Regions from separate parts of the Homo sapiens genome. Here regions 1 and 3 are each linked to region 2. A link is a loop called in an ENCODE intact Hi-C map of the cell type or tissue named here. Cell type or tissue: heart left ventricle. All regions are shown on one strand. Region 1 has its middle 41 kb from the start of TRH-GTG1-6. Region 2 has its middle 100 kb from the start of TRH-GTG1-6. Region 3 holds the start of LOC124902121 (a long non-coding RNA gene).

The links. Hi-C counts contacts between places; a loop is a spot of excess contacts. Peaks named below come from ENCODE experiments on the same cell type or tissue, not always from the same donor. Only the 100,000 strongest peaks of a DNase experiment are listed, where the experiment ranks them.
Region 1: it touches region 2 in a loop (2.5-fold over the local background); 8 of 110 quality-filtered maps call a loop at or near these places.
Region 3: a loop joins it to region 2, with 1.9 times the contacts of the local background. A loop is called at or near these places in 7 of 110 quality-filtered maps.

Annotation. Positions count from the first base shown.
Region 1 is chr9:14,470,976-14,478,975 of GRCh38, forward strand. It overlaps a transcript of NFIB not described here. Among named protein-coding and RNA genes, the nearest start is that of TRH-GTG1-6, 41 kb to the left of the region's middle. In heart left ventricle, no CTCF peak of the experiment used is centred here; no DNase peak of the experiment used is centred here.
Region 2 is chr9:14,530,498-14,538,497 of GRCh38, forward strand. It overlaps a transcript of NFIB not described here. Among named protein-coding and RNA genes, the nearest start is that of TRH-GTG1-6, 100 kb to the left of the region's middle. In heart left ventricle, no CTCF peak of the experiment used is centred here; no DNase peak of the experiment used is centred here; H3K4me3 peaks cover 977 bases; H3K27ac peaks cover 1,631 bases.
Region 3 is chr9:14,480,015-14,488,014 of GRCh38, forward strand. LOC124902121 (a long non-coding RNA gene) reads right to left here and starts at 2,048. Exons shown (of 2, transcript XR_007061420.1): 1 at 1,922-2,048; 2 at 720-931. It also overlaps a transcript of NFIB not described here. In heart left ventricle, no CTCF peak of the experiment used is centred here; no DNase peak of the experiment used is centred here.

The DNA of each region.
Region 1 (8,000 bases), 60 kb before region 2:
CCTTGGACCTGAAATGGTTAGATAATTGAACTTGATGCATAGTTTAAAGCATTAATGATCTGAAAAATTCCATATGTATTGATATTCTTGGAGACAATTATCTCTACAGTAAGCATATGTTGAATTAGCATAAGGTTACTATTAAAAAATACTGTGGAAATGAAATATAAACTTCTATAATCGTAGGAAGCAACAATCTCAAAATCACTGATCCAGTCTTTCACTTAAACAGGATTGATGACTAAAGCTCCAACTTCCTTCCTCACATCACTGATGTTACGCATGTAGGACATGAAGTCTGGATGAAAGGTGAATGGCTTCTAAATGGATTTGCCTCCCCCCTGAGGTCAGGCACCGGCTGGTCTTTAATCACTGTTGTCCTGTGCCTGAGCTTATTTATAAATAAGCTGCAGAGTCAAATGTGTACCACATGTGGAATGCCCCCCAGAAGCGTTGCCATCATATGGGCCAAATATTGATTTTATAGGAATAAGAATGTGCAGTAAGCAACACGTGGAAAAGAAAGACTACATTTGTTTCCCAATAACCAAGTTAGTAGAAGACTGCAAAGCTTCTAAAATCATAGCCACTATTTAGGAAGAATTGATCTTTGGATGGTGGATACCTTAGCCAGACCTTATCTACATAGTTCCCTTTACCAGTGGGGAGTAGAATTTAAGGTTTTTCTGGTTCCACTTTTTGCCACGTAAGTCACCATCTATTCTCTGTTTTTCCCTGTCACAGGGCCTTGGAACTCATCCGGGAAGTTTAGTCCATCACTTTACCAAGCTAATTTGCGACAATCAGTCTTAGGGTGGCCCTACAGAAACCACAGTTATTTCCAGTCTGAGCTGTTTCCCAGTTGGGACAAACAGGAATAATTGCCCCTGAAGAGGCCTCTGAAGTGATTGATCCACCTGTGTTAGGCAGGCATATAGTCCAGGTCTTACTGCTTCTAGCTACTTGGCACCCCTCCATTCTCTGCCTCCATCTCCGACCTGCAGGTTATATTTTTCCTTCAATGAGTTCCCTTGCTCTTTAGACTGCCCTTGGCACTCCTGTAATAGGCATTTTCACACATGTAGAAATAGGAAAGATGAGAGATCGCGCAGAACAATTTGTCTTGGTCAATGGATTACCTGTAGATCATCAGGTTGACTGAAATTTTGAGGTCTATGTTGTGTCCCTTGCAATATAATTTTAACACAGTATCTTTCTGATGATATGGTCATTTAAGTGAGCACTAGCAATGCACATGTTGCTGTGTGTGCTGAAATACTCCCAGACTAGGTCCAAGTTATGGACGAAAGTGTATTGTTCTCAACGACCTCTAGCCTGGTGCTACTCCAAGTGGTGATCCATAGACCAGTGTCCATCTACAAAATTTTTATTCCAGATCCACTTTGGAACAAGAACAGAAATTAAGAGCAAGAGTTTAGGAACATTAAGGCAATTGTACAGTGATTTTATGTCTGTTGAATCTAGTAATTAAAATGTGTAAAACAAAATAAAATGTGTAGCTTGTATTCTGTAAAGCTTTATTTTAAATTTCATTTTTCTAGTAATTCGTTTTTATTACAATTTATAAAAGGATTGGTCTCACGCCTGTAATCCCAGCACTTTGGGAGGCTGAGGGCAGGTGGATCACGAGGTTAGGAGACTGAAACCATCCTGGCTAACACGGTGAAACCCCATCTCTACTAAAAATACAAAAAATTAGCCGGGCGTCGTGGCGGGCGCCTGTAGTCCCAGCTACTCGGGAGGCTGAGGCAGGAGAATGGCGTGAACCCAGGAGGTGGAGCTTGCAGTGAGCCGAGATCGAGCCAACGCACTGCAGCCTGGGCGACAGAGCGAGACTCCGTCTCAAAAAAATAAAAATAAAAAAAAAAAGGATTGGTCTGCAACAGATTGAAAATAACAACCAAACCAAAGCTGGTTTTTCACCACAGACACTTTGAGAAGCACTGCTCTAGAATTATTTTAGTTATCATTTCTAGCTTCCACAAACCATATTAAGTGAAGCATCTTAACATCCAGGCTTTAAAAGGGGAATCCGATGTTCAGCATCCCATGATGTAGAATTTTCTTAAACCCCACACCCTACCTAAGGACAGGGGGTTTTATAGTTCTAGAGGTGAAGGAATGGACACTTCTTAGCTCTCAGAGGTCTGACGTGTTGCAGAATCTCCCTCAATATTGAGCTGCAGAAACACTGAAGGACAGGCTATGTTTCAGGAGGAGACCCTGGGATAATCCCATTGTATAGTAAATGTTATACATACAACCTTTTATCAAGGGATACAATTTTTGACCTGGGGTAGAAAATCAATGGTCATTTGACACACGGTGAAGATTCCAAGACTAGAACAAAAAGTATTCTTTTGGATCTTCTTATTGAATTATTTTCAGAGAAGAAAGCCATGAAGAGGTTCCCAGTTCTGTAGAAAAGTCAATTCAAGCTTGTAAAATGTGCTATTTGCAGATGTTGGTACTGTTTATTCACAGATTCAACAGGCCTAAAGGAGCAGGTTTCTCACGAATGGACATTTCATCACTCACCACTGTGTTGCTTCTCAAGCTTCCTCTCCCAACATCACAGCCCTGCAAGACTAGTCTCTTATCGGGCTCCCATTTCAATCAGGCTATACTGCCTCTCTCCAAGTCTGCATCCCACTCTGTGCTGATAATCCAGTTTGAGGACAGTTCCATGTGTATACTACAAGGCATTTGCGACACCTGAACTCCAATAGTATTACACACACACAAATGCACTTGCCTTTAATTGATTTTTAATTTATTTAGGCCCGCATGATTTTTTTATGTCTCCACTTTTGCTGAAAAACTCATAGATTTGTTTTCCAGTTATGCAAAGGGAAGATTTCCAACATACAAATGCATGGCTTATTTTCAGAACCATGACCGTTTTTCACCATCACCTCCTAAGTATTGACTGTGGCACAGGCTTCAGTTCACATAGAAGTCACTGTGCAGAGTCTTCAGGAAGCCGCTGGACATGGTGTGAGGACGGAGATGAACTGCACAACCCTGATATCAACTCCATACTACAAGGATTTTATCAGACATATGCTGAATAAATGTGTTATGTTTTCAAGGAGGATTTTTTCCCTTAACATTTACTGAGCATTTATCATGTTCCTGCCTTACATTGTTCAGGTGGCTTTAATAGAATATCATAAACTGGGTGGCTTATAAATAATAGAAATGTATTTATCATAGTTCTAGAGGCTGGGAAGTCCTAGATCAAAGTGCTGGCACATACACTGTCTGGTGAGGGTCCTCTTCCTGGTTCATGGATGGCTGCCTTCTTGCTGTGTAAGAGTCAAGGAAGTTCTCTGGGGTCCCTTTTATAAGGGCATGAATTCCATTCATGACGGTTTCATCCTCAAAACCTAATCACCCCCCAATGACTCCACCTCCAAACACTATCACATTGGGGATTAGGTTTTAACATACGAATTTTGGAGGAACAAAAATATTCCATCTATAGCATTCGCCCCGTTTTCTCAAAATTTATGTCCTCCCATTTGTTCCATCCTAATAGCATTTAAAGTCAAGCATCAACCTTAAAATCTAAGTCCAAAGTCTCATCTAAATATTGTCTAAATCTGATCTGGGTGGGACCTAAGATATGATTCATTCTGAGGCCAAATTCCCCTCCAGCTATAAACCCGTTAAACAAAACGAGTTATGCACTTTTAAAATACAGTGGGGGACAGGCATAGGATAGACATTCCCATTCCAAAAGGGAGAAATCAAAAGAAAGACAGGACTGACAGTCAAATTCCATTAGACCTTAAGGCTAGAAACTGGGGTGAGGGGCTAACAGTGTAAGTCCCAGTTCAAATCTGATGGCTCAAGAACCAGGAGCACTGATATCTGAGGGCAGGAGGAGATGGATGTCTCAGTTTAAGCAGAGAGGGAATTCACCCTTCACTCTGTCTTTCTATCTGGGCCCTCAATGGATTGTGTGCTGCCCACCCACATCAGTGAGGGTGATCTTCTTTACTCAGTCAACTGAATCAAATGCTAATGTCTTGCAGAAACTCTCTCACAGACACGCCCAGAAGTAATGCCTTACCAGCTATCTGGGTATCACTTAGCTTAGCCAAGTTGACACCTGAAATTAACCACAACAGTGCCCAACAGCTAATTTAATCCTCATAAAATCTTGTGAAGATACTAGTATTACCATCCTAATTTTAAAAATGAATCTGAGGCATAGCGTGCTAAGTGACTTGCCCATGGTCACAGAGCAGGGAGTGGTAGAGCTCAGATTTGCACCTGGGGAGCATGGCTCCAGAGTTTTGCTTCTCAAGTTCCCCTCAAGAAACAAATGCAAAATAGGATAAGAACCTTTCGACCATTAGTGTGATAAAATGAAGAGGCTATGGAGCCTGTGTTTTTAGCCTTAGTAAGTGAGGAGAGCCTTCCATGATGGACGGTACAGTTCAGGAAGTTAAAAACCTGTAGCAGTCAAGTGCCAAAGAAAGCATGAGAAAATGGAAAAAAGGCCAGCGAGTCTTGAATGCCCACTGCTTCCTGTCCTTCATTGCTCTCCTCCTTGACCCCTGCAGCGTCTTGCTGACAGCCCGTATTCCCCACACCCACATTAGCTCCCACTTTTTCCTGCTTTCCCACTCAATGACATGTCCCATCTCCTTGACCTTCCCCAACCCTTCCCAAGGGTATATGTTTCAGGACCTACCAACCCACCTGTCAAATTCACACAAAGCAGGGAGCATCTGAGCTTTCCAAAGACCTCTTCTCATTCTTTTTTGGCAAAATGATACAATTTCTCACAAAATTTATGGTTTTTACCTCACCATCCCCTTTACCATCTCCATGCCTAAATAACATAATTAGCGGGCTCCTTTTCTTCAGCTACAATACCACTGGGGAAAGGAATTCAATTTGGTAGATCTTCCCCCACTTTACTCACACTAACTCCCTGAGTTCCAAAGGACCTGGACCATAAAAAATAAATTTGACAATAAAAAAATTGGACTTAACAAATCCAAACTCAGAAAATACATTCCTGGACTTGTCAGAACAATAAGTCAATGCCACATGTCAATAGGAGGCAAATTTGAAACAGACAGAAAAGTGAAATCAATAGTCTATCTGTGAGAATTCTAACTCTACTCCCTAAACCAAATATTAGAAGTTCAAAAGGAAAAATATTTTTTTTTCTGATTGATTTGCAAATGACAAAGATAAGGTCGATTTCCTAGAGTTTTTCTAAGCTTTTTGTTTTTTTTTTTTTTCACCTGGGAAGATTAAATGGGAAAAACACTCAATTTTAGTTTATCTAAAAAAATGTAAAAACAGCTCAATTTTTAATTTATTTGTGCCTGTCAGATAATGGGGAGTACAGATGATGCCCAACTGAAGCATCTTGACTCACCTTCTCAAACTTGGACAGTGATGTGAGCCAGATCAGTGTTCATGCTCAGGCCTTGATTGACTTGTCAGCCTCTCATGCTTTCCATTAATAAGCTGTATTAATAGAGTATGTGGTAGGATATAAAATCCCCATACACTATTCTGTATAGTCCTTTGGCTACTTTCTAGATGCTTTTTATTGCTTCAGGATTATTTCTCCTTGTAAGATCATCACGCAAAATTCCTGACTTCTTTCTTAATATTAACATTACAAGGGAATTTAGTCATCTGTACAAACATTGAGAAGTTAAGCTTTCAAATAAAAAAACCAACAACCAACCAAAAGACAGCAAGAAAACCCGGTAATCTCTGAGACTAAAACCCTGGGGTGAGATAGGTGCCCACAATCTCTTCAATTGTTGAAAGACCAGGACCATTTCTCAGACTTAAACCTGGAATGTTCTTAGAAGAAATGAAAATGTTTCACATTCAGAATGATAGGAAGAATAAATATTTGTTAAAAATAGCATGTTTCATGGATTATAGCTCATAATGTTTGAGCTGATAAAGACTAAAGCTACTTCTTATTATATAAAGAATTTGAATCTCTTAGTACTTTAAATAAATACCAGAATATATATGATTTCTTTGCTTCTAGGAATACTTGTAATTGTTAAGTGCTCATCTTGAGTTCAATGAAAAGGCAGAGGATGTTTAAAATTTCTTAAAATAATAGCATCTAGCTGCAACCAGTTCCCCATATGACATTCCATTCTGCCTGAGGCAGTGTGTAGGGGATAGCATTCCATAAAGGTGTGGCATTAGGAGAAGTGACTGCTTACCAAGTATGGGACAGCATTTTCTTTCTTTGATTACAAAATAACATATGCCTATGATTAAAAAAAGAAAATAATAAAGTAGTATATATAAAGTGAAAATTAAAAGTCCCCCTCTGAAGTGACGGTAGGTATTCCAAATCTTTTTCTGGGTATATATAAGTGAATGTATATCTAAATAACAAAATGTCACCTATTCAGATTTCTCAATATCAGAACCATCCAAATAATGAGATTGGCCTAAAAGGATTTTTTTGAAATGCTTATCCATTTAAACTATCATGCCGAGTAATAATTGAGGAGTAATTCCTCATGGTATGTGGCATATGGTGGGATGTGCTGGTTGGTTGCCATGGAGATTCATTTGGTGGTATATTGCGAAGTGAGGTTGGTGGCTGTTCTGGTAATGCATGAGTTGGGCTGGTTCAGAGTTATTTCTATGTTGTAAAAGCAATAAAGTTTAAAGTACTGAAATGAAAGTATACAAATACATTACACATCCCATTCTTACTTCATAATCCATATAATGGAAAGTGGAGAACGTATTCAGAAGATGTATAGATTGGATTAAGGTTTTGTTTTGTTGTTATCATTGGGTTCTTTTGTAGGTAGAATATCTAGATTCGTTAATCTAGCCACATTGCAAGCATTTTGGCAAAAAATAGTTCTTCTACTGTATTTGTAATCCTGATGTTGGCTGATGTCTTCCAGACCCATAAGATCTAGATGAACAGCTTGAACCACCCCACCCCCCATTCTATGCCCTGAGGAAATCTAAGGTTCTCCTCAAGATTTCTACATATTTTCAAAGATTTGATGTGCTTCCAAAGCCAAGAAAGGCTCCCTATTCTCTGGCTGCTGTCTCTGTTCTGCATTGTTGACTTATATGGTCAACTTGGCCCCTTCCTGGATTTAGGCATGCACACACACCTACATATTCACACAAAGCATTAGTGACTTTAGTGACGATTTGAGGATTATTGGCCAGACTTCCTACTAGGAAGCACACAGCAAGCTATTTAAAATCACTCATTAACGACTTCACTTCTTAAGTCTTTTCCTCCATCTTGCTTCAGGGAGAGCTACACTTGCTTTTGCCTCAGATGCTGCTAGCCCCTCACCTTCTCTCTCTCTCCTCTCCTTATCTTTTCTGCTGTCATCTCCTTCCTTCAAACATACAGAACAGGTTAGACTTCTTTACTTCCTTCTGCAATAGCTGCATCTCCAAACATATTAAAGTACTGAGTAGAACACCATTTAACAGAGTCTACCCTAAAGAGATCTTGTATAAAAATGGGAAAAATTTATTACATTTATATAGAAATCACTTGGGTATTGTTATATTTTACAAAATGGGACAATATAATACATATTATTACGCAATTTGCTTTTTCAATCTCTCATCAGCATATCATGAATAACATTTCAGGGAACTTAAATCAACCTTACTCTTTTTAATGGCTGAGTATTACTCCATAGTGTATTATATTTAGGAATCCCCTCTATCAGTATATATTTAGCATTTCTCTACAATTTTTCACTCTTATAATGATGTAATGAATATCCTTGCACATGCATATTTTCACATTGCTATGAGTGATTGCTGCAGGAAAAGCCCTAGAAGTGGAATTATGGTCAAGACATAAGCATATTTAAAATTTTGATAGACTCTCTCAAATTGCTCACAAAATAGCATGTGTATTCATTCCCATCACCAGGGTGCACACTCACAAAGGATATTTGTAAAGCCTTTTAGAACAA
Region 2 (8,000 bases):
AGCGGCAGAAAAGTTCTCCTGCAGGTTTACACATCTCACATTAACGAGAAAGGGTGCAGAGAAGGACTCAGCTTCCAGGGAAGCTTCCCTGAACGTTGAGCTTTCACGAGACGCCTAGGATCAACAGCATAACATCCACCTTTCAGGAAATTCAAACACATTCATAAGAAACCCTCTTGCCTGGCAATGCCAGAAGCCAGGACTAATCAGACCAGGCTTCCTTCTGTCCGGGCACAGTGGATGAGCTGACCACCAGGGCTGGCCATACCCCTCCCCACCTAGAATAAAGTGCCCATTGTCTTCCACTGTACTAATTGTGAGAAAAACGGCCCTTGTAGTAAGCACAATAATTATCGAAGCAAACGAGTAAAAGCAATCAAGACAGAAAAGGAAAGGGGCAAAAAGAAGAAAAAAAAAGAAGAAAAAGAAAATGAGAAAAGAAAGTAAATGTTCAGATGAATGAACCCAATGACGAATTTAATAGTCATATGAAATGCTTGCCTGTGGAAAGGGTTCCCCATTCTTGTCACGACTATTGCATACAAGAGACCATTGTCCACACAACAGAAATCAGTATGTTGAAATTTATCATGTAGCACTTTTTGGATGTGAAAGGTTTTCTTTCCCCAAACTACTACCTCTCATCCCAGCACTCTGATTACAGAAAGTTACAACTTCTCTCTTCCCAATATTATGTTAAAAGTTGAGTCACAGGATTCACCAATATCCCTCCCTGAATTTCTATGCTCCTTTCCTTCTTCCCCACATTTGCAGCTGGACAAATATAAGAGGGGAAAAACAGCAACAACAAACCCACACACATTTGCCTGAGCAAAGAAAAATAATGAACTGAATATGCATATCCTCATTAACTAAATTTAATTACGCTGAGTGGCATAGTAATCAGTGGTTGCTCCAGTTACAGTATTCATTGAAAGGGAGGTGGATTCCAAATTAAGGCAAAGCGTGGGGGACAGTCGCATACTGATGAGGGAGCCGCACACAACATGATACAATACACTATCTAAATCATTATTCAGAGGAGCTGCAGAAAGAAGTACATTACTCTGTTTTAAGACCAATGCAAGAACAATTAGCCAAGAAGGCTCCAATCCCCTACTGACTGCCCCACCTCCATCTATTTCACAGCAGCCGGCCTGGGACCGACTGTACCATTTGCATTTTTCTTTAAAAAAAAAAAAAAAGGGAACAAAAACTCATGCTGCCTTTTTAAAAAGAAGGCCTATGCCCCCGGCCACAATAGCAGGGAAATCCTATCTAGCACACTGGTGTGCAGAGGCACCCCAGGGTCCCAAAACTTGAGCTTGAACTTTCCACAGGCAGCGAACTTTATAACACGTGCATGGAACAATAGAGGAGGAGCTCGAAAGGAAGAAGGGAGGGAAGTTTTGGGGGTGGGTGAAAAAAATGTTATTACGCCAAACTTACCATCCACCAGGTCCTGGCTGACATGTCATAACATAGCTGCCATTTTATGGAGCTGTCCGACGTTTTCCCAGCCATTATGCTGTCAGCAACCTTCATCAGATGCAGCTCAATGGAAGATAAGACACCTAATCAAGAAAACATCAGCGGTGGCTTGCTGGACTACATGTAGGCCAATCCTTATCACACTGCATCATGGGAGAAAGCTCCTTTATTAGCAGGAGGAACTGCAACCTCACAGATAGAAAGACAAGGATCAGTTCTTTTGCCTTTTTTTTTTTTTTTTTTTGGTCTGAAGGGATTGGTGAAAGTAGCTAGCGTTCTTTGTGTATCATGTGTACAAGAGTTAAGTATCTTGCAAGTGGGCGGCTAACTGCTTTGCTGGGCGATGCAGACTAAAGTTTATTTGCATTCTTCTCTGTTGTATATTGTTTGACATGGTCCATGGTCCTTGCTGAGCAGATGAAGGGAGGGGAGGGGGGTGGGAGGGAATGAGGAGAGAGGGAGCTGTAATTGCTCAGAATTCATATCTCCCCAACAAAGACATAACAGTTTCATTGACACAGTCGGAACATGGTTCAGATGTCACTGCACACACGGGCGTGCGGGTGTGTGTGAGAACACTCACACGCGCACACACACACAGTGGAACACACAGGTAGCAGCTGCAGCTGGATTCAGCTGAGGTTGCCAAAGGCTACAAACTCCATTCTCATGCTGGACATATGGAAGCAGTTTAACTCTTTGAAATCACTGTTAAAGAAGAGTCCTGCAGTCTGGAAGGATAAATCAGCCTTGAGAACAGTTTCTCAACCAGGAGGCAATGGGCCTGGTGCTTCCTTCCTTCTGAAGATGGCCTAGAAACATTATTTCCTTCATCTAGAGAAGAGCTGGTCAAAAATGAGGAGGGAGGAGTAGGGTGTGCCCAGAATCTATCTGACTCTGGACATGCTCCCTCACTTAGTCATTCTGTCATACTCTCGGGAAAAAAATTCTTTATCCCCTAAGCACTGATCATTTCTGTTTCTTCCTGGACTTTGAACTAGTCCTTCCAATAAGCACACACACAAGTCAGGAACTAACATTTACTAATAAAACAACTTGCTCTGAACAGCCTTTTTTTTTTCTTCTGAAGAGTAAAAACCTGAATACTGCAGGGAGAATCTTAAAGAATCCTGCCACTATAATAAGAAATCCAGACGAGGACAAGTATATTTATTCCTGCTTTTTTCTTTTGCTAAAATACAAAAAGGCAAACACATCTCTACAAATGGTGCTGTTGATTATTGGAGCCCCTATTGTACACCACGAAATCCAGGCAACCTTTTTTCATTGACACGTAGTCATTCTGCCTTCCGTATGCCCTGCTAATATTTTCTGAATGACTTTCAGGCTTAGAATTTACATTTTCCGCAGACAATTTAAAAGGACAAACTCTTATTTGATTCAGTCAAAATGAAGGGAAAAAATTGCTTTATTACCGGAGTTTTCTCTGTGTGTGAGGCAGAAGAGGCAACTTGTTTCAGCCTGTGAACTTCAAAGAAGAAAAGCAACCGCTGCCGAAGGGCTCTGTCCTTTGGGTATTTTTATATTCACCTGGGGAAACATGTCAGCCACAGTCTCAGACAGGACAGGCGCTTAAGGTAGCCTGACTCTGGGCTGGCGGCAAAAGAACCTGCCCTTCACCGACCAGCTTATCCCCTCATGGCTGGCGATTCTTCTGTTTCTCCCTCCTCCGGTTTTTTTTTTTTCTTTTCTTTTTTTAATTCCCAGGCAGGAGGGGGTTTGAGGGGACTGAAATGCCCCACCCAGGTCTCTGCCTTTGAAGTACCCCATGCTCTGGGTTCCTCCTTTTTTCTCTCTCTCCCTACTCCATTCTTCACCTTATTTGTATTTTTTTCCCCCTGAGCAATGATTGGGTAGCGAGCCTGTTAATGTTGATCGTATTTTCCTGTTTTAATTTTCTCAGATGGCAGCAATGATGCTGAATGCCTACTATGTGCCAAGCATCACAGTAAACACTGGGGCTGTGAAGGGCAATGAGATACAGTCTGTGTCTCATCAATCTCACAACTACGTTCACCCAATGTCGTCACAGGCAGGAGGAAGTCCAGTTGCTGTGACAGCAGCCAGGGAAAGAGATGGGGCCAGAGACCTCCTCGGGCTGCTCAAGGCCAGCAACTCCCCAGGCACTTCCAGAGCTGCCTTTGGGGCAGCTCTCTGGCCTGGCGGCGAGGGCAGCGTGGCTACACACTTCCTCCTCTCCCTGCAATCAGCGCCTGCCTCAGCCTGGCTCCCTCAGGTGCTCTAGGTGGAAGGAGGATTCCCACCTGCCATTCCCTCCAGCACCGCCTTCCAAGAGCTCTCAGGAAGCAGAGGTCAACTTTGGGGTGCTGGCCTGAAAGCGCCCGCCCACCAAGGCTTTACAGATCCCCTGGGCATCCTCTCATCATCGAGGCACTCTGTGCAGCCCATACACACGCGGACCTGCTGGGAGGCTCGTTATCACTGTCACTGTGGGGACCCCTCCTTTTGATGAGTTGATTACACAAGCAGGAAATGCCGAAAGATGATAAGGGAAGCAGGGGAAGGAGCGGCCAGGAGAGAGAGGCTGCAGCATTTATGGAGAAAACTGGGATCCGCAAGGAACAAAGAGACGGGGACAGAAATGACAAACCTGTGCCCTTCCCCTTCTGTGAGGCTGGGGAACGCCAGAGGACAGCTGACCGGGGGTCACCGGCAGAGCTAAACAGGAAACAAATCCCGAACTGGGGCTAGCATTCCCAAAAGGCATGTCCAGGGGCTGAGCACTCCTCCGTCGGGGGCCTGCGGGGCGTCTTTCACTGAGAGTGAAACTTATAAGCATGCCGGTGTAGCCCATAACCTGGGGAGATCAGGCCAACGGGGCTCTCAGGTGGACGCCAGTTGTGACTGGCTTCATTGACTGAACTCATCTCACCTGATACCGTTCTAAAGGCTAACTGGATGTTTAAAAACACGAAGTAACTTCAAAAGCACTACTGAGGGCTTCATGTACACTTTGGGGGGTGATTACATCTTGCCTTGCTTAAATCCCTAAAATACCCCAAATCTCAGCTCTTCCTCTCCAATTCCTTTTTCCACAGCGTCTGCGCCTGCCTACAGTTCCACTTCCCCCACTTCTGCAGCCTCCCCTCCTACCCTTTAGCCATGGCTGCCTCTAACAGCCTTTTCCAACTTGCACACCTCACTAGCTAGAACAAATGTTTGGGAAAAGCCAGGTCTGTAGCCCAAAGCAATCACCAACTGTTGCTCAGGCATGCCCTGGCAGTGCTTTAATTTCCGTCACCACTGGCAAATAAACTAGTGATCTGCCTAGAGCTGAGCCTGAGGACAGTAACCTTCGCAGAGAGGCTACAATGCGTCTCTCACTGCCTTCAACTATTCACAGTCACCGCCTCTTCAACAAGCAAGATGGACTGTGGCCAACGGGCACTGTCCGAGAAGCCAGGGTCCAAATCACAGCGTTGTTCCCTACTAGTTGTGTGACCTCTGGGCAGGACTCTTAACTTCTGTGCCCATAAATAGCCCCAAATCGCATTGCTAATAACTAAGAGAGAATGAGAGAGAAAGCAGACAGGGGGAAAGAAGTCTCACTTCACCACGTAGAGGAGAAGGGGAGATATAAATATAATCAGAGAGGAAAACAGATATAGAGACCGAGAGAGAAAAATAGAGAGGAAAAGCAGAGTGAGGAAGTGAAAATGAAGCCATTCAGATGTCCTCACAGTCTGCTCTCTTTGCCTCTGCCCAGGGCTCTAGCTGGCTTCTCATCCATCCCCTGCACCTCCCCAGGCTCTGGGGCTGGCTTAACTCCCTTCCAGCTCCGTGGATAGGAGTGATCAGTGCTCAGGGATCTTGACCCATGGAGCCAACAGGTTTAGAGGCGATTTGGGGAATCATTTTATTAAGCTATTTTGTGATTTATTTTATTTTTAGCTTTTTAGCTCTGTCAATTCCAGTCTAATCCTGTACTGAGTCTAGGAGCCCTGTGCTCACAAACATAGTAATAGGTCATAGTACAGCACATAGAGAAACGAGCTCCCGTTTGGGAACTAGTCCTGAGTTCTGGTCTGCCACTTGCTAGCTGGGGGAGCATGCACAGGTTACTTAAACTTTGTAAACTTCAGATTCTTTACCTATAAAAGGGGGCTGAGAATAGTATCCCTCACAGGGTCGTCGTGAGGATGAAATAAGGTCATGCATGAATGTGTTTGGAGCCTTGATGGTGGCGATGGTTTCATGGGTGTATACTTACTCCCAAACTCATCAAGATGTATACATTAAACATGGATAGCTATTTATATAGCAATCATATCTTCATAAAGTACTTTGAAAATTACGCAAAGCTCCATTCCTAGCTGTAGCTAATGATTAGAATCAGTATAAATTTTAGCACTGGTATTACCTCCTCCAACTCCATTTTTAAAGTGAGAGAACTGAGATTTACCAGAACTCACACAGATAATCAGCAGAAGAGTTAAAATTAAGCCTTTGCTCCTTTGCCACTTCATATAGTGCTGCTTCTTTCTCCATACCATCAGGAAGAAAGATGAGATTAAGACTTGGGTTGAGGGTGGGGGTGTTTTCTTTTTAATGCGCTAGAGACCACAGGGAGGATGAACTGAGTTAGCAAAGCTGAGAACAGAGCAGTCTGGTGCGAAAGCTTAGGAAAAACAGATGAAGACTTTCTTTCCCTAAGCCACAGGCGCCATGAAGGCAGGGACAAGAAGGGCTGAGTTTGCTCATCATTCACGCCCAGAGGCTGGCGCACAAACACTCGAACATCTGTCGAGTGAATGAATGACCTCAGACCGTAGGGGTGGCCATAAAGAGTCATTAGAGTACAGAAGAGCGGGCCTTGGGTGTGCAGGCTGATGGAGAGAGGAGTCTGCAATGACTTCTGGGTTTCAGGCTCAGAGGTCCTGGTGGAGCCAAAATGCAAAGTGTGGGAGAAGGCAACTCCAGCTAACAGTAACAAGTGAATATTGCCCATTAAGAGCCTGTTTGGAGTAGTCAGACATGTTATCCAATCATTTCCCTGGACCTGGCAGAAACAGAGCGTCAGTCAGGGGAATTTAGGTGAGCCTTCGACTGGGCCCATGGTCAGCATGAGGGTAGCAGAGAACGTGTAGCAAGCCAGGTGATGAGACAGAGACATCTTCAATCCCTCTCATTCTCCTCCGAGGGAAGAAGTCGAGCTTTCCATTCTTTCTGAGGTTCAGGGAGGGACCTGTGGCCATTCTAACAGCTATTTCTCCTCAGCCTCTAGCACTGTTGTCATACTCTGCAATCTCCCTCCAGCCAGTGTCCTGAGGGGTCTGGATTTTGCAGAGAAGAGATGGATCCAACATTAAGACTACAAGGGCCTCATCTCTAGTACCTGAGCCCATCAAAATAGCCAGTAGCAATCCCCAGGGCCCCACCTTCACTTTCTGCCCTTGGTGATGCTGTCTGGAGGAGGCCTGGAGCGAGTCGGCCTCTCTTTTAAAAATAAGTCAGCACTGAGCAGATCCCATGCCACGGACAGTGCTTACCCACTAGGGAGGACTGGCTTCCCACCCACCTGCATGGTGGGTTCCGGTAGTCCTTCCCACTGCCTCCCTCGAGATCTCATTGCAACTGATCTCTATCATCCCTAAGGACTCCCGGAGGAAGGCCCTGAGTCTCATTCAGCATGCTGGATAAAAGGCCATTTTTGAGACAAGTAGCAGAATTTTTACCTTCCTAAACAAGAAGATTAAGCACTTAAGGGAATGGAAACAACTGATTATTAAAGTGGGAGACATACCGGTGATGATAAGATCCACCTCCAGCTTCTCCTGGAGAAGGTGTTTGTTTACAGACAAGGATAATTTGATTAAAACCACGAACAGAGTCTGAGAGTCTGAGCTTCCCTTAGAAAAGGTATTTTTTTTTTTTTCTTTTGAGAAGTCAGTCTGGAATTGCAGTGTGCTCATTCTTATACTAACTTTTCTTTCCAAAAAAATGCCATGTTTCCTAAAAATAAGGGTTTGAAACATTTTCTCTCTTATTATGTTGCTGTTTACAAGAATATACGGCAGCTATGGCTACCGACACAGAAATATTTTTTACTTTGATTCTGGGTAAGGAAAAGAAGTTTGCTGGACAGCATGATCCTGTTTTTGATAAATAACACAACCATATCCATATACTCATTTGTGCATAGGAAAAATATTAGAAAAATGTTGACTCAATTACTGAGGAGGAACATGCGCTTTTGTATACATTTGTACTCTTTGAAATTCCATAATGTTCATGTATCGCATTTGTAAATAAAAACAAAAAGTAAGATGAAAGGTGCGTGGCACCTCCCTGTACCTTTTTTTTTTCTTTGCAACTTCCTTTGAATCTACAAATGATTTCAAAATACAAAGTTGAAAAAAAAAAAGTAAATCAATACACTTTTCCATCTCAATGTTTGAATATCTGAACACTAAAGCCGGTGATAGGCAGACTCTAGAGGACTGCCTAGTGCTACAAGCAGTCCCAGT
Region 3 (8,000 bases), 50 kb before region 2:
AAGAGACAGAAAGGTTTTTTTTTGTTTTGTTTTGTTTTTTGTTTTTTTTAATTGCAGAGATAATCAAAGGTGTAGGGAGGGAACTAACTTCCTTGGAGCATATTTTATAAGTCAGGCCCTCTTCAATTTTTCAGATATGGGGTCTTTATTTCATCTCCCCATAATTTGAGATGTAGAAATTATTGCCCAGATTTTTTGGGAAAATGAGAGTTTCAGTACCTTGACCAGGTCATAGGGCAATTACCTTGCCCAGAATTTGAATCTAACACTTCTTGACTCCTAGGCCTGAGCTTTTTAGCTGTACCATGCTGCTTCTTGACCCAGTCAAAAGCTCAAAGCAAGCATAAGATTTGCCAATGACATCAGACCCACATATTCAGACTCCCCTCAAGAGACTCTATGTGAAAGAACTTGAGAGATTTCCTTGATGCTAATCTCAAAAGTTAAGTGAAGTGCCCCTGACTGAGAAGGACAGTCCATTATGTGTCTAGTGTTTATACACTCATCATAGCCTTCCTGGGTCTATTTGTATTTTCATCCCAAAACCTTGTCTTGGGTTAATGAGCCCCACAAGTTCTCTAGCCAAACGTTTATTGGCTTCCAGCTTAACATAAGCTTGTACCTAATCAATGTAGCCGTTGAAACAAGTTCCACGCTGGCAAATTCCCAAAGCAAAAGGAGGTAAATGAGAACAACATGAATGAGACAAACAAGGGAGCCACCATGGAGGAACAGTTTAATCAACACTTAGAGAAACATGGCTGCCTCCTGCTGAGATGGAAATAAATCTGTTTTGTAGACATCCTGGTGCCTTTAACCATATCCTCTTCCTGTAGTATGAAGCCTTTCAGCTTTTGCATCACTCCTGCTGGAAATCACTTCATAACAAAAGAAGTTGAAAAATTTCAGATCCAGGCTTTAAAATTAAGTTCTAAAAAATAAAAACAGTAGCAGACACAGTTGGTGCCTTACCTATAACACCTTGGACATTTACTGTGAACCCCATGACTCACTGCCTGAGGATTTTGCCAGACTGGGGAGCATGACAGACCAGTGTGCAAAGCAAGTAGGAAGCGCTAGGCTGTAAACTCCCCCAGAAGTTGCTCTCATCCAATGGCTGGGTTCATGGATAACTAATTTGATGGACAAAGAGTCAAAAACTGAGTGTGTGTGTGTGTGTGTGTATATATATATATATATATATATATATATATATATGTAGCTTAGCATCCCAGCTTCATGGTTGGGGTAACTCAAGGTGTGTTTTGCTCTGTCCTCCAGAGTTCTTGAGCTCCATGTGCCTAGAGCAGCAACTGGTTTAATAAGGCTTCCTTTGTTGGCCTCCTTCCCTTCCCTGTCTCACTTCCCCATTTCCCTCCTGCTGTTTCCTGGGATTATCTCCCAAAAAAACCTCTTGCATTAAAATCTTTGTCTCTGAGTCTCCTTCAAGAGGAACCCAAAACAAGACAAGGGTGACTCACACTCTCTCGATGAAAATTGAAATGATCATTAAGAAAATAAGCTTTCGGCCTTTCTCTTTAGTCCTATTGACTTTGGATTTCTCTCATCCCTTTAGAACTTCTCCTCCGTCGACTGATTTCCCAAGGTCCCAAAATTTGCCTGACCACCTGCAAACTAAGTGTTTCCCCATCTCCATGGCCACTCCTGGTTCCATTCACTAGTTCTCTCCGGATATTACTACCTGGAAAGTTAAACCTGCTAACATATAGAATGTTAGAACTGGGCAGGAAGGAACCTGAGACCTGTAAGGCCTTGTGATCTGTCAAAGAGACTCACCCAAGGTAGAAATCATGCTTTTTGGTCCCCAACACCAGGTGCTATGCAGGTTCTTTCCTCTCTTTCCCCAGTTCTGACACAGTCTCTCCCCTCACTCCATTCCCTGCATTGGCACCATTTTTACCTTTGGTCCTCTCCCAGTTATTGGCCGGACTAAATGACCTCTGAAGCCCTTGAAAGTTATTTACCTTCAGTGACTCTTACCCTCATCTTCTAACTAAGGGTTGGAATGTTGGAATACTGAGACGATGCCCCACCCCCCCACCCCAAATGACCACCACCAGACCTTCCTGAAATGCCATGTTCTAGGAGATCACTTCTTTCTCCCAAAAACAAGGTTTTGGTCACTGAGCTAACAAATTAGTTTTCTTAGTTCACGAATCCCATCTCTGTTAAACTTCTTTGTCTATATCAAAAGTAGCTCCTCCATTTTTCTCCTCTCAAACAAATCCCTGCCAGATACAGTGCCCTGACCAAGGGCATAGTTAGCCATAAAATCATCATGCATCTGTCCTAAACCCATTCTAATGGCCCTGGGGCAGGAGGGGATATCGTGTTATGTCCCCTCCTCCTCAGCCATGCATCCCGCTCTCTGGAGTACTGCCAGCTCCCTTCACCAGTCCCCATTTGCAGAACCCCTCACCCCCTCACCATGTTCTTAGGAAGATGAATCAGGAGTGAACAGTTTAGACATTATTTAAGTTCTCTTTTGATCACATAGAACGTAAGTAAAGAATTCTTGGGACAAGTGATACACTGCATTCCTCAAGTATGTCTATCTGTGCAAAGCACCGAAGGGGCTGCATTGTTTACCTTAACAGTTACAGCCCCTGCTAATGATTACAAGGATGCTGTTTATATCAATATTTAAATATGCCATTTCTCCCAAATGAACCACAACAGCCTCATTTAATGTTATTTTATTAGGATGAGCAGATATTTGGGCAATGTTAAACCTGTATGCCACTTGCTATACAAACCTCTCTAATAATGCCTCAGTTTAGCATCTAAATACATATTTAAACAGTTTAAAAACACATTGACTACATAATTTGTATTTGTAACTGCTCAAAATAAAGGACTTTTTATTGAGTGTGCCAAATAATGTGAATTTGGATGCCTTCTGAAAGGATGCATTATTCATGTGGAAGAGAAACAAAATCAATAAATGAAAATTCGAATAAAAATAAAACCCATTATGTTGCTGCACCCAGACAATGATCGTCTTGTGCATTATTTACTCAAGGAAAAGACACAGGAAAATGGCCCTTCTGGAAGTGGGCTATGAAGTGAATCATAACCTCCTGCTTAGGCTGTTCGAAAAGAAACAGAACTGTATGTTTCTAACAGAAAGAATTGTTATGTTTCTAAAAGAAAGACTCAATTTCTTTTAGTTTGTGACTAAAATTATTTAAAAATTTAACAGCAAAATACATTTGGGAAATTGGTAAGATGTGAAAATGATTACATTCTATTGTTACCACATCACATATTTCATTGCTACCGGGATATATAGAATACATTAAAGTTCAGAACGGGATTCTGTGGAAAAGCATATCTTTGCATACACAGAATACTGGATATGTGTGTTTATGCTTGGTGAGGAGGACAAAAACAAAGCTTATTAACTCTGGCACATTTCAGGACGCTTCCCTAATTTTCACGGAGGCATCAATATTGGTCAAGAAGTCAGGCTTTGGGGTCAGACATCCTGAGTTAAATCTTGCCTCTTACACTACTAGTTCTGTGATTTTCATTATTTAACCTCTCTGAGCTTTGGTAAATGTGAGTTTGACGAGAGTACCTGCCTGCCAGGGATTAAAGGAAATTCTTAGCGCAGTACCCGGCACATGGAAGTTACCCAGTGAGTGTTAGCAATAAGAATCTCTAAGAGTAGCACTATCTTTCCTTACAGACATTTGATTGTCAAAGCACATGGCTATGGTTCCTCAACAATAATGCACAGGTGCACTTTGATTCTTTGCTGAAGAATATTATTTGAGACTCTGCTGCCTATTTTTTATCAAATGTTACAAGAAATAAACTTTAATGTTTCTTCACGGAACACTTGCCTGAAAACACATTTTATTCTTGGCACAAGGCAGATCATCAGGAAGCTACAACTGATGAACTTAAGGAAGTGATGTTACAAAATTTAATTTTGTTGAATTATATTTCACACCAACAGTTTATATTGAAGTGTGAAAAGAAAACAGCTCTAGGGAATTAAATAGTTTGTTGATCACAGGGATGTCTTGAGGATGTTACCTACTTTATTACCTAGTTACTCCTTTTGGAAGATCCTCCAGTGACTAAACTTAGGAAAATACTATATTTATTAATTCACTTAAAAAATGTAACTTACTCAGTTTTTGCTGAGCACTGTTCTGGGGCACTAGACATAGAATAGTGAACTAAACAGACAAAATCCCTGCCCTGAGTAGCAGCATTCATCTTCTAGCTTCTTGGCAACTGGTTTACTTTTATCTTACAGATACTGCAAATGTTATAACTGAATAGATTTAACTCTTTGCTTTGGATTCTAGCAGGTTGAGAGCCAAATGGTACAGATTCTTATGGCATATATCCTTGTATGCTAACTTCACTTGTGGATTTATCTTGCCCTTATACCCAATCTTCTCATCTACTTCTTTATTACTCTGCTGCAAAATATGTGTTTTTATAAGTAACCAGAACATTTTTTAGGAGAAACAAAATTAAGAATTTATAAATGCATCAGAGAAATAAATAAATATAGCAATACAAACATAGGTATGTGTGAATTCAGGTAACTATAAATTACAGCTACTACCATCCTGGATGGCCATTTGCTTTGCATCATGTTTCACCTCCAGCCTCAGAACAATGACTCCTGAAAGTTCATTAATGTAATAGATAATTATTGACCATCTGCAATACGCCAGACTCCATTCAGATTAGAGGATTAATGGTTAATGAGACAGATTAAGTCTTGGGGAGCCTGTATCTGTATGGAGGCTGTATTAGACAGCTCAAGCTGCTATAACAAAATACCATAGACTGGGGGGCTGAAACAACAGAAATATATTTTTTTCAAAGTTCTAGAGCCTGGCAGTCCAAATCAGGGTGACAGCTTGGTCAGGTTCTGGTGAGGGCTCTTTCCCTGACTCACAGACAGCCACCTTCTTGCTGTGTTGTCACATGACAGAGAGAGAGAGAAAGAGAGAGAGAGAGATTGATTGATTCCTTCCTCTTATAAAACCATAGTTCTTTTGGATTAGAGTCATGCCCTTAGGATCTTATTTAACCTTAATTACCTCCCAAGTAGGTATTTGACCCTATCCCCAGATACAGTCACACTGGGGATTAGAGCTTCAACAAATGAATTTGGAGGGGACAAAATTCAGTCCATAACAGAAACCTCATGACATCTTGTCCAATAGTCAAAGAGCTCTAGGGAAGGGATATTACAAATTTATTCCATAGGTAGTTCTTGGGTTGAAAGCCCCTCATTTATATTTAATCTAAACCCCAAATTGCAGATAAAGGTCAATTTACCTGATTTTGTCCTCCAGCAAGATTCAACTTTTAAAATCATGTTTATTTTTGTCATGAGATGAAGGAATGCAGCTCATATAAGAAGGTGTATCAGTCTTCACTGATTGAACTATACAATACACCACAAAGAATGGTATTAGTAGTTGTGTTGGCATCTACTTATTCAATAAACATTATGAGTCTACTAAATTCCAGACACTGCTAGGATCTGGGATGTAGTGATGACTAATACAACACAGTCCCTGCCTGGGCACGGTGGCTCAAGCCTGTAATCCCAGCACTTTGAGAGGCCAATGTAGGTCGATCATCTGAGGTCAGGAGTTCGAGACCAGCTTGGCTAACATGCTGAAACCCCATCTCTACTAAAAATACAAAAGTTAGTCGGGTGTTGTGGTGGGCGCCTGTAGTCCCAGCTACTCAGGAGGCTGAGGCAGGAGAATCACTCAAACCCGGGAAGCAGAGGTTGCAGTGAGCTGAGATCATGCCACTGCACTCCAGCCTGGGTGACAGAGTGAGACTCTGTCTCAAAAACAAAACACAAAAAAACAAAAAACAACCCCCCCCACAACACACACACAGTCCCTGTCCTTACAATGGAAATGGGACATATAGACAAATAAACAGATACATATAAAATAGTGCTATAAGTAGAGGAAGGAAAACAATAGAGTCTTACGGACACACACAGAACACACACTGACATGGACCTCGGGTGTCAATAAAGGCTTTCCAAATGCAGTCATGTCTAAATTGATATCTTCAAGATAAGTAAAAGTTCTCTTGGTCAAGCGTGTATGTGAACAGGGACAGAGTGGGGAATGTGACCTAGAAATAAGAAGAATATTGAAAGAAGGCTTGGAGATTAGAGAGGACATAGCTCCTTATGAAAACCAAATGTCCGGAGAGTGAGGAGACAGAAGATTCTAGGGCAGAACCCTCAAGAGTAGCCATCTTTTGAAACATTAGGAGGAAGAGACTAGATAGTCCATGTCATCAACGGAGACAAGGCCAGGAGGCAGGAGAAAGCCCAGGAGGATTCGTTGTCAAGGAAATCAAGGCAAGAGACTATTCTAGAAGGGGAGAATGGTGATCTGGATTAAAAACTGCTAAAAGGTGAAGTAAGGAGGAAAATATGCCTAGGGACTGAGCAAAATGCAAACGGAAGTACCTGACAAACTTGGTGCAATCAGTTTTAATGACTGGTAGGGGGAAGAGCTGTTGTTACACCTATTCTCATTTATCTTGCTGGCCCTGATGAGAAGGAATTTGGTTGGATAGCAGGCCTTCCCCAGGTGATGCCTTCCATGTTCAAAACAATAGCAGGTGTGTAGTATGTATGCATGTAAATACACACACACACACACACATACACACACAGAGAGTTAAGTGTGTATAAGACAGACCACAAAATATTAACTGGGGTATATAGCATGGTGGGGTATAACTGGATGGTGGGACAATAGGAAATTTGTCCTTACTTTATTACCCTTTTCTATATTTTATTGTTTTCTACATTGAACATCTATTATTTTAAAATTATAAAAATGATAAAACTAATTTTAGAAATGGACTTACATAGGGGATGAAGGCAGATATCCCAATCTGGATTGATTTACCTATGAACTAAAACATGGTGTATTTTAATTTTTGTGTCAGGTTATCCAAATGCTTTTTTCTTTTCTTTTTTTCACTCTCTAACCATCAACATTTTACATGTCTGGATACCAAGCAAGGCTTTGTCTGGATAAAAACAAACTGGTTTTATGAGCCTGAAAGACGTCTTCCAATTTTGGGTAATTACATTGAAAATTTGCCCTGGATTCAGACAAGGTTTGAGCGCACACGAAAACCATCCTTACCTTTGCCTTTCTTCCCTTCATGCAGAGCCATAGATTTAAGAAATAAATGGTTACGGTAACATTTATATTGCTGCCTTTCACTCAAAATTGGCAAAAGAGCAGAAAAAACAAAATAATCAGTTTGCATCCTGGTTACCCTTTTACAATTAATTTAGGGAAAGCATGTAACTGGCAGAGAGAAACACTTTTCAGATCTCATGGAACGAAATTGTCCATTAGAATTTAAGGTCTTTTGGGAAGCAAACTAGTAGCACACTCAAGCTTGTGGAGCACAGGCAGTTAGGCCCCTGCCGACTTAAATGGCCATAGTGTGGGATGCCCAGGGTCTTCCCTGACCCCACCCCCAAATTCCTAAGCAAATTCTCAAAGAGAGATGATAACTGGGTGATTTCAACTGAAAACAGAAAAATCAAAGAACTTGAGTCCCTTGCTCAAATCCATCAGGGATGTGATTAAAAAGGAAACTAGATTTCTTCCTTCCTTCTTTCTACACCCCACATACCTCCCACAGCTAACGCAGCAGCCAGCACCATGGCTTTCCAAGCTAATCATTAGTTCTTGCAAACCTTCAGACAAAAATATCTTCCTTTTGAATTTTCATTCACAGACAACCTCCTCAGCTATGTCAGTACATGCTCCAGACAGACGACGAAGGATTTCAGTCAGGGGCATGGGCAGGCACAGGAGGGCAGGGTTAGTGGAGACTCAGGTCCTGTGAAATGGGTTAGGTCAGAAGCCTCTGGTTCTGAGGCCAGAGGAAGTCTAAAGAACATGACACAGGCCTGCCTTTGGGGCTTTTAGATTTCC